Regions from separate parts of the Homo sapiens genome. Here region 2 is linked to region 1. A link is an interaction called in ENCODE POLR2A ChIA-PET data of the cell type or tissue named here. Cell type or tissue: GM12878. All regions are shown on one strand.

Region 1 (8,000 bases):
TCAAGAGGAGAGAATTCCACAACAGCTTACAGCCACACACTGGTCATCCCTGTGAAAGATGCAGCTGACCAGACATGATGTAGAAAGTCAGGCAGGCCCTCTGAACCCCATGGGCGCCTCTGCCAAGTGGTGGCGAGCATTCTGGAAAAAGTGGAAAGGCCAATACAGAGAAGTGACGGGCCTGCAAATGGTCCTGATTTTTCTAACACCAATTCAGGGGCATCATTGGGTCTTTTGACCCAAGATCTTAAGTGGATCCTCTGTGCATTTCATTACTTAGTTAAATAGCATGTCATTCCGTAAGAAAGCAAACCTGAATTGGTTTTGCCTAAACTACATAGCCCAGGAAATTGAGCAGAGGATTGAATGGCACAGTTCCTGATCTCAGCAGGCTATGGTTTCCCCTTTGTATCTCCACTTTGTATCTGACTGCATTTTCTCTTTGCCCTAAACCATCCAGCTATTGCAGTGGCGATGGGGGGGTGTCTGACAAAACTTTACTTTTCTTCCTTTTTTATTAAAGTGTTTCAGATGCTGCAGTCATGAATGATTTTTGAATGTTTATTATTTACCTAATACAGGCAAGAAGATATAGTAGAAGATAAAAAATGAATAGAAAAGAGATAGTACTACCCAAATGGAACTCTATTAGGGAGGGGAAAATATGTGAAACATCCAAAATATATTTTTGACATTTTTACAGAATTAAATAATTATAGATTATACGGTATTCATGATCAAGAAGTGCTTTGGAATTTTATGCACCTAATGAATGTATAGGTGGGGAAAGTTGATCTATAAATGCACATGTATACTGTAAGGGATATGAATCTTTACTTTCACTGAACCACCAGACCTTAAAATTTTATAGGAGCAGAGCATCTCAAAGTCTTGATGTCTGTAATTTCATAAAGTATCATTAACACATTAAGTTTCAACTAAATTGAAATTAATTGTTTCATTTGGGGAGATTAGCATTTTTCTATTTCAGTGGCAGAATACTGATGTTTCAAGGGAATATATTTTGAGGATAACAGTCATAATATTAATAGTTGTTGTTATTATATTTAACACTCATTGGGAGCTTCTTGTGTCTCAGGAATCTTGTTAAGTCCTTTAGATGTACTATTTCATTTAATCCTAAGAACAACCCTGTGAGGAAGATACTATTATTATGTCCATTGTACAGATAAGGAAACCACCAACTTAGAGATGATTCATAACGCTTCTATGTTACTGAGCTGGTCGCTAGCAGCACTCAAGTGATTGAACATTCAACCCAGGCCCAGGTGACTTGCAACCCCGTGCTCGTAAGCTCTTAACTGGTCTCTCTCTCTCTCTCTCTCTCTGAAAAGGGCAAAATCTAAAACATGATTATCTGAGGGAGATGGGGTAGCTAGAAAAGTAGGATTCTATGAAATGTTATTCTGCTGAATTCTCAAGAACACAGTGTTTCTGGAAAGCTTAGTGGTTCTGTTGAGGTGATGTTCATTGATATTCTAAATGTGTTACTTTGTTTTATTTTTTTGTTGGTGGGGGAAGACTTTACTAGTTGGAATTACTAAAATCGCTTTAATAAAGTGCTTGCAAAGACTCAATCTGGTTAACAGTAAAGCCATTTGTTTCAGTCATGTCAGCAACTTTGGTTTTCATAAGGGTTTTAATGAATCGGAGAGTGGAATTTAAGAAAGCAAACAATCCAAGGAATACTCCTTATTTTTCTAAAATAGCAAAGCAAAAATGGGAACCCTTTCCAGTTTAGTTACAGCAAGTATCTATTGGAGTTTTAGAAATTCTTAGAGTACATCATTTATCATATAGAACAAAACTTGATTAATGAACACTTTTTAAAAGTCTTTTTAGGGTCCTATTATTATTTTAGTTGTTTAGATATAAAAATATTTTATGACATATTCACTGTTAAATTTATAGTGAATTGACATTCAGTGACATTTGTTTTTAAAGTTGTTTATTGAAATATGTAGTCTACCAGAAATAAGTACGGTTACCAACTACTGAAATCAATTTAATAGTAATTTGGTCTTGTTAGTCTGTTAAAAAGAATTATTGGCCTTCAGATATTTCCACAAAGCCCTTTGTTACTCATGAATCCCATCAAGATGCTATGAATAAAGACTGTGAATATCAATAAGTTTGAAAACATTCCATGCTCATGTTCAGGGTCATATTTTTCCCTGTCTTCTATGTTCCTCTTTGTGGCTATAAACCCAAACTTATGTGTTGTGTGTTTTTTCTATGACAATTATGGATATGACTTATTTACTATATGCTCTATGAGGTATAACCTAATGTCAACTGACTTCAACTATGTTTGCCATACTTCCAAAAAAATAGCCACTCATGTATCTGTCTGATCAGGAGGTGAACCGATGGTGCTGTATGAAATTGAGAACTAATTATCTCATAAACATTCTAAGTGGATATAAGGAATTATGTGCTCAGTTGCAACCACTAATTTATCGAAGCACCGGGTCTAAATACCTCAGGGAATGCACAGAAGCCTGATGGTTGAAAAGCCTTCAAAGCATTCTCTCAGCTAAAAAGTACAAGAATTGGGGCTCATATCTAGTGCCTTTTTGGACAGTTGGTCACAGAAGCTTAGAAACATTGGCACAAGTATTGTCAGGTGGAGCCTGGCCGTGACCTCTGTGAAATGGCTGTCATGAGCTTGGCAGGGTGGGAATAATGGCTCTCCTGCCACCATCTGTCACCCCTGTCCAAGACACCAGCACAATTTGAGAGCAGCTGTGGTTCCCTACCCTATTCTCACCCCATCCCCCCATGCCCAGCAGCTCCCTCCCTGGGACTTTGGACCTCGTGGGAAAAAAATGGAGAAGGAGGGAAAGAAAAGTACTTGAGGGTTTTGTAAATGTTCAGAAAGGGAGGGGGGTGCGGTAGAATTAAATCTACCCAAAGAAGAGCCAAAGAGCTTTCACTTGCTTTCCCTTCTAGCCAACCAGTAACCAGTAGGCCTTCATTTTATTGTCACATGTAAAACTCAAGAAGTGATGAGTAAGTAGCATTCAATTAGAATTTAATCTTTTTTGGTAGAAATGGTGTAAAAGTTTTCAATGAGGATATGCTGATTCCTGGTTGCATGTTCCACAGCCTTTGATGTTCAACCACATCATCTTGCACTTATAGCTAAAAGGTGTCAGACACCTAACATTGTCTTAGCAATCTTCTGTGGTTCCAGATACTGTGTGCATCTTACAGGCTGGAGTTGGGGGACACCGATGCTTAATGGGAAAACTAATGACTTTATACAGATCTTATAAAACTCTGCTATTGTCGGGGGGCAGGCATTTAGTAGATTAAGTTTGTAATCTAAGAGAGGAAACTGGGCAGGAAAGACAAGAGTGAGGTGAAGCACCACCGTGGACCAGAAAAAGGCTTGAAATTAGAAGCCTTTGGCAAAAGTGTGAAACTTTGCCACTTTACATTGTTCAGTGGGTCAGAAATTGTCAAAGATTTTCTTTTTTCTCCAAAGAGAAATGACGAGGAAGGAGAGACATTTTTTATTTGTTCTGGGTGTTTGTTTATTGTTTGTTTTGGACAAGGTCTCACTCTGTTGCCCAGACTGGAGTACAGTGGTGCAGTCACAGCTCACTGCAGCCTAGACCTCCCCGGCTCAAGCAATCTGAAAGAGAGACATTTCAAAATTGAACCTAAGACTCATGGTTTATCGCATGAGAACCCACAGCTCTCACAGAAACTCAAGAAATGTCTTAGTGAGGGGACTCAATCCTTTACACTTCGAGCTGAAAGGACGGCAGTCAGCCCAGCCAGGAGGTTACCTCAGCATAGACCAAGTAAATAAATCATTTGGTAGAAGCCATTTGAGAGTAAAGGTTACTAGAAAGTCATAAATCAACCAGCAAGTCGATGTATGGTTTTGCTAGAATGTAGGAGCAATTAGAAATTTTTAGAAATATTTCTTTAACTGTGCGTGACTTGAGGAAGAGGACTATGACCTAACTAACCAGTTACTATTATTATATCAAAATGAGATTTTAAAAAATACAGTATGGATTTAATGCCGGTTCACTTATTCAGTTTTATGCAGTTAAGTTGTTGTTTTTAGAACATTATGAAATTTCATTTCATGCCCCAATAAAACTAAACTAAAATGGAATGGGTTACAGCTTTTCCATTTGTTGACTTTTCTCTTTCAAACATCTTTGATTTTCCATTCATTGAACACACTTTTTAAGAATGCTTTGAATGTCATTCAAGTTACCCGTTTCTCCTGTCCCCTCCCCCACCTGTCTCTAATGCAGTTTCCAAAGTGAACCAATCCTAACGGAACCTAATGATACCTTTGAGCACGTTTCTTAGTAACACTAGCACCTCTTTCTTACCTGCTTCTAATTCACATAATGGCCTTTCTAGCATTGGCTGATTGTTTCTTTTTCATTTCCCCTTTATCACTCCCACCCATGTCTTATCAAAGGGGAAGGCTGGTGGTTAATGGTCAGTGCATTGCACCACAATTTCATGCTTGTGCTGCATCAAAAGTCTAACCTGACAATCAGTCCCTTCTCTTCCATCTGACATCAGAAGCTTCTGCAGTTTCTCACAGCCATTGGCCATGAAAGTTCAGCTCAAGAAGTCATCGCAACTACCTTCATTTATAGCCTGTTGTTGACCTAAAACCTAATGCATGTCAGTGCTCTTCTCTGTTTCTTCTCTCATGTCAGAAAAATTAAAATGTTTTAATTTTTTTCCCAGGCTGCATTTGCAAGTTTTAATATGTCTATAACATTTTTATAGTATATCAGTATCCATATCAAACATTTAACTCTGTTACTCTGCTTTTCTTTTCTTTTCTTTTTTTTTTTTTTTTTTTTTTTTTTGAAATGGGGTCTCGCTATGTCGCTGCAGTGCGGTGGCGTTAGCTCACTGCAACCTCTGCCTCCCGGGTTCAAGCGACTCTCAGCCTCCTGAGTGGCTGGGATTACAGGCATGCACCACCATGCCCAGCTAATTTTTGCATTTTTAGTGGACACGAGGTTTTGCCATGTTGGCCAAGCTGGTCTCAAATTCCTGACCTCAAGTGATCCACCACCTTGGCCTCTCAAAGTGCTGGGATTACAGGCCTAAGCCACCGCACCCGGCCTACCCCTGCTTTTCAAAGTCATAGCCATGATACCCAGGGATTTTTCCCTCACATGGTCCTGGTGTCTACTGACATTAGCTTATCAATTTCAAACTTTCCTTAAGCAAAACAAATGGGCCTCCTATACAAATGGGAAGGTTGCAGTTTCATCTCATTTTTTCTTAGAGTTTTGCCTGGTTAAAGCAATTTGGATGTTTTTAGATATTCACACTGTCTTATTTAGTGTGCAGTTGCAAATCTGATTTTTAACAGGGAGAGAAGGAAGAGGTAGGGCTGTTAATTTGCATTCCCCTAAGACTGAGTACTACCAGTGGGCTACAGGTTGCCCAGATAAAGTACATTTAATTTTAAAGTAACATTGCAAACTCTCCCAGTAGAATTGACAGCATCCTTGGAACTTCATTTCACACTTTCCTGACTTGGGAATGGTTATTTTGAGTAGCACCTCCTATTAACCTAACTTCTTAATGCCTGGACAGAAGGTTAAATATCTCACTTATCTACATGTTCGGCCTCCATGAACAGCTGCTTCATTCACAGCCCTTCAAGGGTTTATCAAAATTTCCCCATGTTTAACATTCCAGAGAGAACATCCAGGTTGTTGGCTCTTGAGACTCACCATTGGTTCACTCACTGAGGCTGATGATTGTGACTAATATAATCTTAAAACAAAAAATGCAATAGGATACATTCTGTTAAAGAAAATGCATTTTGAATTAACTATAAAAATACAAAGTTCTGTGATAGCCCTATCTGAGTACCCAGTTCATAGAATCCAAAAATGAGAAAAGATTTCGTCTCCGTGATTGTAGTCATCATGTGGTGTAATTTGCTAAGAATTTCAAGTGCACTAAATGTTTTACGAGCAACCATACTCCCATATTAAGGGCACTGCTGTACTCCTTTACATTCTCAGAGTCAGGAGATGCAGGATTTTCAAAAGGCCCTGTGCATTTTGAAACTTTAGCAAGGTAGGTGATAGATTGATTTCATGTAACAATAAAATAAATGTCTTAAAGTTTCAGGATCTCTGACAATAGAAGATAAGTGGTATCTTAGAGTTGGCAGAATTGAAGACCTTATCAGCTATAAGAAGAAAAGTTACTGCTCAATATCTGAAGCTGCCATTGACCTTAGGGAAACAAGCAAAAAGGCACATGATCGCTTATGAACAAGGATGTGCATCTGATATTATTGAGTCATAGAAACAGAAAACCCAATCATCTAACAGTAGCAGATGGTTATATGACCTTTAAGGCATCTATAAAATGGAGCATATAAAAACACATTGCAAAATGTAATTGGTAATAATTAAAGATATAGGAGAAATGGTCATGGTTAGTTAAATTTTAAAGATGATAAAACTAAATAAACAATATAGCACAGATGTGTTTTACAATGAATAGGCATAAATAAGAAAAAGACTAGAAGGAAATGTACTACTACAGTAATAACTGTGGCTTGATTAAAAGTTATTTTATATTCTTGTTTTCCTAAGTTTCCTAAAAACTTTACTATGTATTTGCATATGTGTATATGTACATATAGGTAAGTATATACATATATCTGCACATCATGTATACATGTACATAGTATGTTTATATGGGTACATCACAATCAGAAAAATAAATGTTTATGTTTTAAATTATTTTTCTCCAAGAAATAAGGTTTAAAGCTCAAAGCTTATAAACTTCCCAAGGGCTTTCTGATGATCCTGTGTGGATCTAGATAGTAGCTTGATCTGTACGAAACCCCAGAGAAGAAAAAGTAATAGACCAACATGAAAAAATGAGACAAAGAACTGTCCTGTGGTCATATCACCATCTGTGGAGTGCCCAGAGTGACGGTGTCAGCAACTGGCTTTAACATCATCAGGGCTAGATGTAGGTAATGAAGTGTGATTTCAGGAGAGGGCCTCCTCCCTGCCAAAGGAGGAGCATGTGTGTGTGTGTGTGTGTGTGTGTGTGTGTGTGTGTGTGTGTATGTGCGCGCGCGTGTGTCTGTGTGTAAGAGAGGGAGAGAGAGAAGTACCCTAGGCCTGCAAATGCCACACAGACTATGAGGAGTAGAGAAAAAGAATCCTGTCCATAAAGCAAAAGCAGAGCTTATGAAATTGTCAGATACCAAAAGAATTTAGAACTGCTGCAATAGTATTTCTCTTGATCTTCTTTATCCAGATGAAAAACCAGTTTGATCAGGATATCCTTATCAGTCACTGGGTCTGGCCTTCATAATACGATTTCAAATAAAGTAACAAACGTAATAAAAACACATTTCTCAATACTTATATCAAATTAAAAGTATATTTTAAGAAAGAGATACATTTTGTTGATAAAGACATAGTAATTCTCCCAATAAGTTTTTTTTAGAAGTAGATATTTTTAAACAGAAATATCTGCTTCAATTGTTGTTGTGAAAATAAATCCTTCTTTTATTGCCATCCTCATATATAAGCCGGTATTTTAGTGGTAAAAACTGTGCTGAGGAAAACACACACGTAGCACATACTTTCAAACAAATTTTACCGTAGCACATACTTTCAAACAAATATGTATTTACCGTAGCACATACTTTCAAACAAATATGTCAGCTTTTTAATGGTCTGGGCCATGATGCCGAACTTGGGGAGAAAAGAAACATAGCAACTTGCCCTTCATTCGGTAAATACAGGCAGCAGGGAAAGCCAGGAAGCCAGAGCTGCTGACTTAGGGGGGTGGTTGTGGAGGGAACTGAAGCCACCCCAGGACTCATTACCCTCAGCGTGTGTGTCTGGGCCAGGAGGAGTTGAGCTTGGCCATCTCCTCCAGCCCTGTCATGTTCAAGTCTAGGCATTAGGATCTGAGGGTGAGGTTGGGAGGCT
Region 2 (8,000 bases), 320 kb after region 1:
AATGACTACATTTTGTTCACACCCTTATCACCATTATCACCTTTTAATTGGTCTACCTGCCTTTACCTAACCCAGTTTTGGTCTCTCCAATCTATCCTCTTCTGCCAGAGTGCAGAGCTGTTCACACACTTAAAACCTGTTGATTGTTCCCTGTGCCCTTCTGAATGAAGCTCATATAGCTTGACTAGGGCATACAAGGTCTGTGATCTGGAATCCTGGCTGTTTCTACACCCTGATCTTTGTCCAGTCCTTCCTGTTCATACCCTATGTTCTGGTCATCCTGAGCTGCATGGAATTCTCCCACCAGCAATGCCTTTTCTTATAGTATAATGGTTAAGAGCATATCTTTTGGTGATAAACCAAACTGAGTTCAAGTTTTGACAGTTGCTAGCAGTAACTTAATTAACTTCTCTGACCCTCATTTTCTGACTTTCATTTCCTCCACTGTACAGTGGGAATAAAAAAAACTACACAGAGAGTTAAATTTGACAATGTAGATAAAACAACCAGTAGGGTAACTGATTCATAGTGAGTATTCAATAAATGTTAGCAGCCAATACTAAAAGGAATAACAACAGCAGAAAGCCCATAAGGTATATTTGGTAAATGAATCAGTGGTTTACATTTGTTAATATAAAATGTGAAAAAAAAATGAGAGAATAAAAACATGTAATAAAGATGGAGTCAGAAGTTAAAAGAAAGTGTGGGAAAGGAGCGGAGATAGTGGGGAAAAATAGTCTCCCCCCTAGAACCCAAGTAACTTCTCCCTAACTTTTCAAGTAAAAGAGAATTTTGTGGTAAAATAAAGCTATGCTGTTCAGTAGGTTATTAAAAAACTAACAGAAAGATACTGTAAGTTCTTTGATAAATTTCTGTAGACTTCGTATTGAAAGAACTGTCCAGAGCATTTCCCTACATATAGTACAGGTATAGAGATTTTGAAATACCGTAACTGGGAGTAAAACATAGAGCCTTTTGTAGAATTACTTTAAAATATTTTCAAAAAAAAAATAGAGCACTCTAATGTACTCTTACAGTATAATCTCTGGTATGTGTTAAGAAAAACAAGATGCAGAGCAGAGTATATAGACAGAGCAAGACAAATAAATATTTACACATCCATGTATTTGTCTCTGTTTGCATAAAGAAATACTGGAAGAATTAAAAACAAAATTAATAAAAGATGTTTATCCATGGTAGGCCAGAGGGAACAGGCCTGATGGGACAGAGTTAGGACTCAGACTTCTCAACAGGTATCTTTTTTTTATTGTTTTAATCTGTGTTAATAAATTATCTATTTAAAAATAAAATAATTAAGCTTTAACCCAAAAATAAAAAATGAATGGTTTTCCGTTTCCTTTGGGCATCTAGTAATATCACCTTCCCTATGTTAATCTGGCTTTACAAAAGCAAACTCCTCTACTTAGCATGCTTCCCAACACCTGGTGTTAATGAAAATGAAATACTTTGCTTGCCTGAAACAGACCACACTTTTTAAAAGTGAGTTGATAATAATTTAGGGTATCCAGGTAATGTACTTTTTAGCTGATATAACAAGAAATCTGACAAGAAAGGAATAGGAAGAGCTCCTTCCTCTGTGGTTTCAGCTGGGGTGCAAGTTTTCCCAAATTTAGAGCAATATTTTTAAACGGGCAAATTAAGCTACCTCTAAATGACAGCGTCTCTTTTGGGGCTGCTCTTCCTTTCTCAGTTGGGTGGGTTTCTGTTCTTTTGACAGATCCTTCCTGCAGTATACTGGTTCAGAACTTTTTAAAATTAGTAAAGGATCATGCCATGCTACCAATTCTGTGTACCTGTTCTTTTTAAACATCTTGCTTGTCAGGGAGAGAACAAAAGTGTCTATCCTCTTTTCTCTTAAGTTTATCTGTTGCACAGTTCCCTCTTTTTGGAACTACTCATATCTTTTCCTTCTGCTGTGAATTCTGTAAGATAACTTATAACCAGCAGGTGTAATTTATATCTTTAAAGTTGATTTTTATATTTGGTAATTAAATCTGAAAACTTAGAAGAATGTGAAAATATTGCATAGTTTTCACTTTGGTTTTTTAACTTAATTTTTTACCGTTTTTAAATTCTCTTAACATGACGATTGAATCTGTAAGTTTAAAATTGGTATTTCTTTTCAAAGTACTGCATTAAGTATTTTTCATTCAGTATATGCAACACTTAATATTTAAGTGCCATGTACTTAGTGGAACCTTCTCAGATGACCTTCACCCATTGTCCTTATCCATATTTCTATGATAACACCTACCATACTGCATTTCATTTGTGTTCACATTATTCTCCTCCACTAGACTGAGATTCTTGCGATCAGCGATCATATTCCTTTCTCCTTGCTAATGAATGCTCAGTAAATGTTGGTTAAAGGAGTGAATGAATGCCATAGGGTATATATGCTTTGATACTATCTGTAATTTCTGTGTCTGTGCAGGAGTTTGGGGAAAAATGAAAGAGGAACTGGAATTAATGATTCAGACCTTTTTATAGCTTTGAGGAGAATGCAGATTTGTGGCTGTATACCAAAAAGCAGTGATTTTCCACCTTCTAAAAACTCATATCCCACCCCTTTTGATACACTTCAAGAGAGTCTTCTACCCTTTCTCACTAAAAGTAACCAGGGCTGCTTTGAGAAATGGCTGATTGCAAGTCTGGAGTAGATGTACATGATAAGCTAGAACATCTTGTCATATCAGAAAGCAGAGAAGCTTTGAAAAACTACTGGATTCATGTCGTATACCGAGGAGCCAACTTGAAGCTGTTCCCAGTAACTTGAAGAGGGGACATAATGACCAAAACTGATTGAAACACATCAAAATATTAAAGACACATGAGTTTATAATGATACTAAAAATAAATCATAGTCACCTTTGGAGGTTGCTAGGGACCAAATTTGTTACTCTGAAAACTAGTGAAAAGAATTTTTTTATCCTGCCTCTTCTGTGCAGAATGTAACCAAATAGTTGAAGAGAGCAAGCATTCAAGGAAGAATTGCTGCTAAGAATGAAGATGAAATCCATTTTATGTTTTTTGGAGACTGGGTCTCGCTCTCACCCAGGCTGGAATGCAGCAGTGGGATGATCATGGCTTACTGCAGCCTCAACCTCCTGGGTTCAAGTGCTCCTGCTACTTCAGCCTTCTGAGTAGCTGGGGCTGCAGGTGTCCTACTCTACCTGGCTAATTAAAAACAAGATTTTTTTTTAGAGACAGGGTCTCACTATGTTGCCCAGTCTGGTGTCAAACTCCTGGGCCCAGCGATCATCCCGCCTTGGCCTCCCAAAACGCTGGGATTACAGGGGTGAGCCACTGCGCCTGGCCAAAATCTTATAATTGGGACATTCCAGTATTACTGTTTAGCACCCCTAATGAAATAGTGTTTCTAAGCAGTGATCATCAATAGCTGCTAAAAATCATCAGTTGGATCAAGCTGACAACATCTGAATCTACCAGTTGGTTTTAAAATCACAAAAAGACAGGCAAACATTGCTGTGTCTCCTTGTATGATTTGACAGTGGATGTCTGTGATGGTCACCAAAAATTCAAACATGGACTTCATCACATCCCTAGATATAACTACTAGTTTACAATGAAATGCAGGGGAAATTGATTGACCACGGGGTGCAGTCCAGAATAGGGGAAATTCTACTACACAAATACCAAGTTTTCTCAACAAACAAATGGCTAGAAAAAATTTTAAAAGAGGGGAGGGGCTGGTTATTAGAAGAAACCTAAAAGGCTTATCAGCCAAATGAAATATGTAGGCCTTATTTAGATCCTGATTTAAACTAACTGTACAAAGACATTTTTATGCTTTAATTTAGTGCTATTTGAATATTAGGTGATGCTAAGAATTGATTATTTTAAGGTATGATCATGGCATTGTGGTTATGTTTTTAAGTCCTGTCTCTTACAGTACATATTGAAGTATTTACAAATCAAAACGAGATAATGTCTGAGACTTCATCTAGTTTGGTAGGGGGAGTAGCTGAGGCATATACATCAAACGAACAAAGATGGGTGATAAGTATGTGGGAGTTTATCATATTTCCTCTCTCTTTTATATATGTTTAAAATTTTCTAAAATAAAAATTTTAATAAAAAGTACATTTCCTTTTGTCCTAATGTAACCTTATAAAACCCCTGTAAGTTCTTTTATGTTTTGCTATTAAGAAAGTAATGTCTGTAGAGTGTAAATAATTTGAGTGCACATAAATTATGGCATAACTGAGCTAGAATATTGCTTTTTGATATGAACATATTGAATAATTACAGAGATTACAAAGGATTAAAGGAATTTTTGAGCGCTCAAGAGAATTAAAGAGGAAGGCTAAATATGAGTATCAAGCTTTTACAAAGGAAATGTGGAATTGGATTTGGTAGGGAATGTAAATTTTAAATTGAGAATGATGACAGAGAGGAGGTGAGAGGAAGATAAACTCTCTGAGCTTTGGCTTAGAAGGAAGAAGAATTTACTTGGAATGGCAATAAATTTAACTTAAAGCAAAAAGGGCCAATCAGGTTTGGCAAAAGATAAGATCTAATTATAATAGGAATCGTTGATAAAGATTGTGATCAGTTTTTCAACTTTATTTGAAAAATTAGTATGTATCAATTAAGAGTTATTAGTAGGATAAAAGGATTTTTCTACCATGAGAGGTTTAAGTTGTTGGTTTTAGGAAGGGGGAAGTCAAACCTTGCTCACTATCCTTTTATATTACCTGTTGAAACAATGTGAACTGTCATTTCCTTAACAAGGCATCAAGATGCCTTTTTAGTCCACTTCTTTCTTAATATGATTTTTATCTCATATCAAACTGCCTGTGGACATTTTAACTTGGTTATTCATCTTTCTTAAGTCTAAAACTCTCCTTTCTGTCAGGTTCTTAATCTTCCAGGCTTATTTGAATTGTTTCTCTCTTGTGGCCAAATTGTGTTGACAATTTATATTATTTTAAAATTTATTTCCATTATCAAACTCTCGTTACTTTGTGTCTTCTAACTGCTCATCTTGCCAAAGGTTTTTCATCTTTTTATTCATCTTAAGTATCAATAGACTTCTCTTCCCTGAATACCCTTTGTGTCTTTACTTCTCTGTTCATCCACTTTCAGTAGCTCTCCTCATTGCTTATAATACAGTCAAACTCTAGCGTGACTTATTTTTCAAAACTCCTTTGTTATTTAATTCCAATCTGCTTTTGCAACAATTTGTTCAACAACATTTTCAATACAAATATTTAGCTCCAGCCAGATCTGTTCCAGCCATCTTGTTTGGAACATGCTTTTACTTAACTCTCACCTTTATATTCTTCTTTACTCGTGCCATTCTCTTCACCAAGAATTGTTGTTGTTGTCGTTGTTGTTGTTCAAGTTCTACATATTCTATGAAAACCATCAGGCCATACCTTCCTCATTAACTCAGTCCTTTCTTCGGTAGCCTACAATATTAATTCTCTATTGAACTTCATTACCACTTAATATTTGGCATGTACTCATGTTACCTTTTCAGAAATCTGTGGTTTGTCTCCCTTTCTAGGGGAAAAGTTTGGTTTTATATGTCTTTGATTCTTCCACAGGCTCACAGTGCTATGCATATAGTATGTGTTTGGCAAACATTTTCGTGGATGATTTATGACTACTGGTTAGTTAGTATCTTTTGAGAATTCTTTAAAAACAATCTGAGGTTCCCCCCCCCCACTCTGGAGTAGATTTTTATGATGTTATCTAAAGGCAGAGATAGGAGCTAGTTCTTCTGGAGGCTACCTTGAGCCTCCAGAGAGAGAGGGATTACACAAGTTAAGAGGAAGCGTGTGAAGGATTGAGATGACTGGTATGAATTTCAGAACTTTAAATGCTACAAATGTAACTTATTTTTTTTTTTTTTTTTGAGACAGAGTCTCGCTCTGTCACCCAGGCTGGAGTGCAGTGGCGCAGTCTCGGCTCACTGCAAGCTCCGCCTCCCAGGTTCACGCCATTCTCCTGCCTCAGCCTCTCCGAGTAGCTGGGACTACAGGCGCCCGCCACCACGCCCGGCTAATTTTTTTTTATTTTTAGTAGAGACGGGATTTCACCGTGGTCTCGATCTCCTGACCTCGTGATCCACCCGCCTCGGCCTCCCAAAGTGCTGGGATTACAAGCGTAAAAACAATCTGAGGTTTTTTTCCCCCCCGCCACTCTGGAGTAGATTTTTATGATGTTATCTAAAGGCAGAGATAGGAGCTAGTTCTTCTGGAGGCTACCTTGAGCCTCCAGAGAGAGAGGGATTACACAAGTTAAGAGGAAGCGTGTGAAGGATTGAGATGACTGGTATGAATTTCAGAACTTTAAATGCTACAAATGTAACTTTTTAAACATTTATTAGTTTAAACAAATGTGTATAGCACTTGATACATTGTGCTATATATCAAACATTGATAGAATATTTTTCCATTTAGCTTTTTAAAAAATGTTTGATTATACAGTATTATATACTTAAGTTGAATGATTATATTTTGTTCAACATTAAAATTGCCTTTTTAATTAGGTTATAATTTTACTATATCTGTCTGAATCCATTTTACTCCTCGTATCCATTGTAGCTGCTAAAGTGGAACAATGATTTGATTCACTTTGTTAGTCAGAGAGAGCTTTTCCATTACATTAGTAGTGAGGATTTTTAATTCAATCATTTGCATAAAAAAACTTCTCAAATTTAAATATCCAAATATATGTTATAATTGTATTAGCCAGTCACTTGGTAATCATGTATTTGTAGAGATGCAAATATAAGCATTCGCTTCTGATTGTTAACATCAATCAATTTATTTTGTTTTCATAGAATAATAATAACCTGGATGCCTGCTGTGCTGTTCTCTCTCAGGAGAGTACAAGATATCTTTATGGTGAAGGAGACTTGAATTTTTCAGATGATTCTGGAATTTCTGGTCTACGCAATCACATGACTTCTCTCAACTTGGACTTGCAATCACAGAACATTTACCACCATGGAAGAGAAGGAAGTAGGATGAATGGAAGTAGGACTCTAACGCACAGCATTAGTGATGGACAACTTCAAGGTGGCCAGTCCAATAGTGAACTATTTCAGCAGGAGCCACAGACAGCACCAGCTCAAGTTCCTCAAGGCTTTAATGTTTTTGGAATGTCCAGTTCCTCTGGTGCTTCAAATTCAGCACCACATCTTGGATTTCACTTAGGCAGCAAAGGAACATCTAGCCTTTCTCAACAAACTCCCAGATTTAATCCCATTATGGTAACTTTAGCCCCAAATATCCAGACTGGTCGTAATACTCCTACATCTTTGCACATACATGGTGTACCTCCACCTGTACTTAACAGTCCACAGGGAAATTCTATCTATATTAGGCCTTACATTACAACTCCTGGTGGTACAACTCGACAGACACAACAGCATTCTGGCTGGGTATCTCAGTTTAATCCCATGAACCCTCAGCAAGTTTATCAGCCTTCACAGCCTGGTCCCTGGACTACTTGTCCTGCATCTAATCCTCTGTCACATACCTCATCTCAACAGCCAAATCAGCAAGGCCACCAGACCTCTCATGTCTACATGCCAATCAGTTCACCTACTACTTCACAACCACCAACCATTCATTCATCTGGTAGCTCACAGTCTTCTGCCCATAGCCAATATAACATTCAGAATATTTCAACAGGACCTCGAAAAAACCAGATTGAAATCAAACTTGAACCCCCACAAAGAAATAATTCTTCAAAACTGCGTTCTTCTGGACCTCGAACCTCCAGCACTTCCTCTTCAGTCAATAGCCAGACCTTAAACAGAAATCAGCCCACTGTTTACATAGCTGCCAGCCCCCCAAATACGGATGAGCTGATGTCCCGTAGTCAACCTAAGGTCTATATTTCAGCGAATGCTGCCACAGGAGATGAACAGGTCATGCGGAATCAGCCCACACTCTTCATATCCACAAACTCTGGAGCATCTGCTGCCTCCAGGAACATGT

The links. Peaks named below come from ENCODE experiments on the same cell type or tissue, not always from the same donor. Only the 100,000 strongest peaks of a DNase experiment are listed, where the experiment ranks them.
Region 2: POLR2A ChIA-PET joins it to region 1 with 11 read pairs; 2 of 35 experiments call an interaction of 5 or more read pairs at or near these places.

The regions. Positions count from the first base shown.
Region 1 is chr6:149,051,267-149,059,266 of GRCh38, forward strand. The region is part of intron 7 of UST (uronyl 2-sulfotransferase); the gene reads left to right. Among named protein-coding and RNA genes, the nearest start is that of UST-AS2, 23 kb to the left of the region's middle. RefSeq lists an enhancer at 3,149-3,268. In GM12878, no CTCF peak of the experiment used is centred here; DNase peaks (open chromatin) are centred at 3,705 and 4,495; H3K4me3 peaks cover 1,226 bases; H3K27ac peaks cover 3,027 bases.
Region 2 is chr6:149,371,183-149,379,182 of GRCh38, forward strand. TAB2 (TGF-beta activated kinase 1 (MAP3K7) binding protein 2) reads left to right here. Exons shown (of 7, transcript NM_001292034.3): 3 at 6,836-8,000. Among named protein-coding and RNA genes, the nearest start is that of SUMO4, 25 kb to the right of the region's middle. RefSeq lists an enhancer at 7,389-8,000. In GM12878, no CTCF peak of the experiment used is centred here; no DNase peak of the experiment used is centred here; H3K27ac peaks cover 298 bases.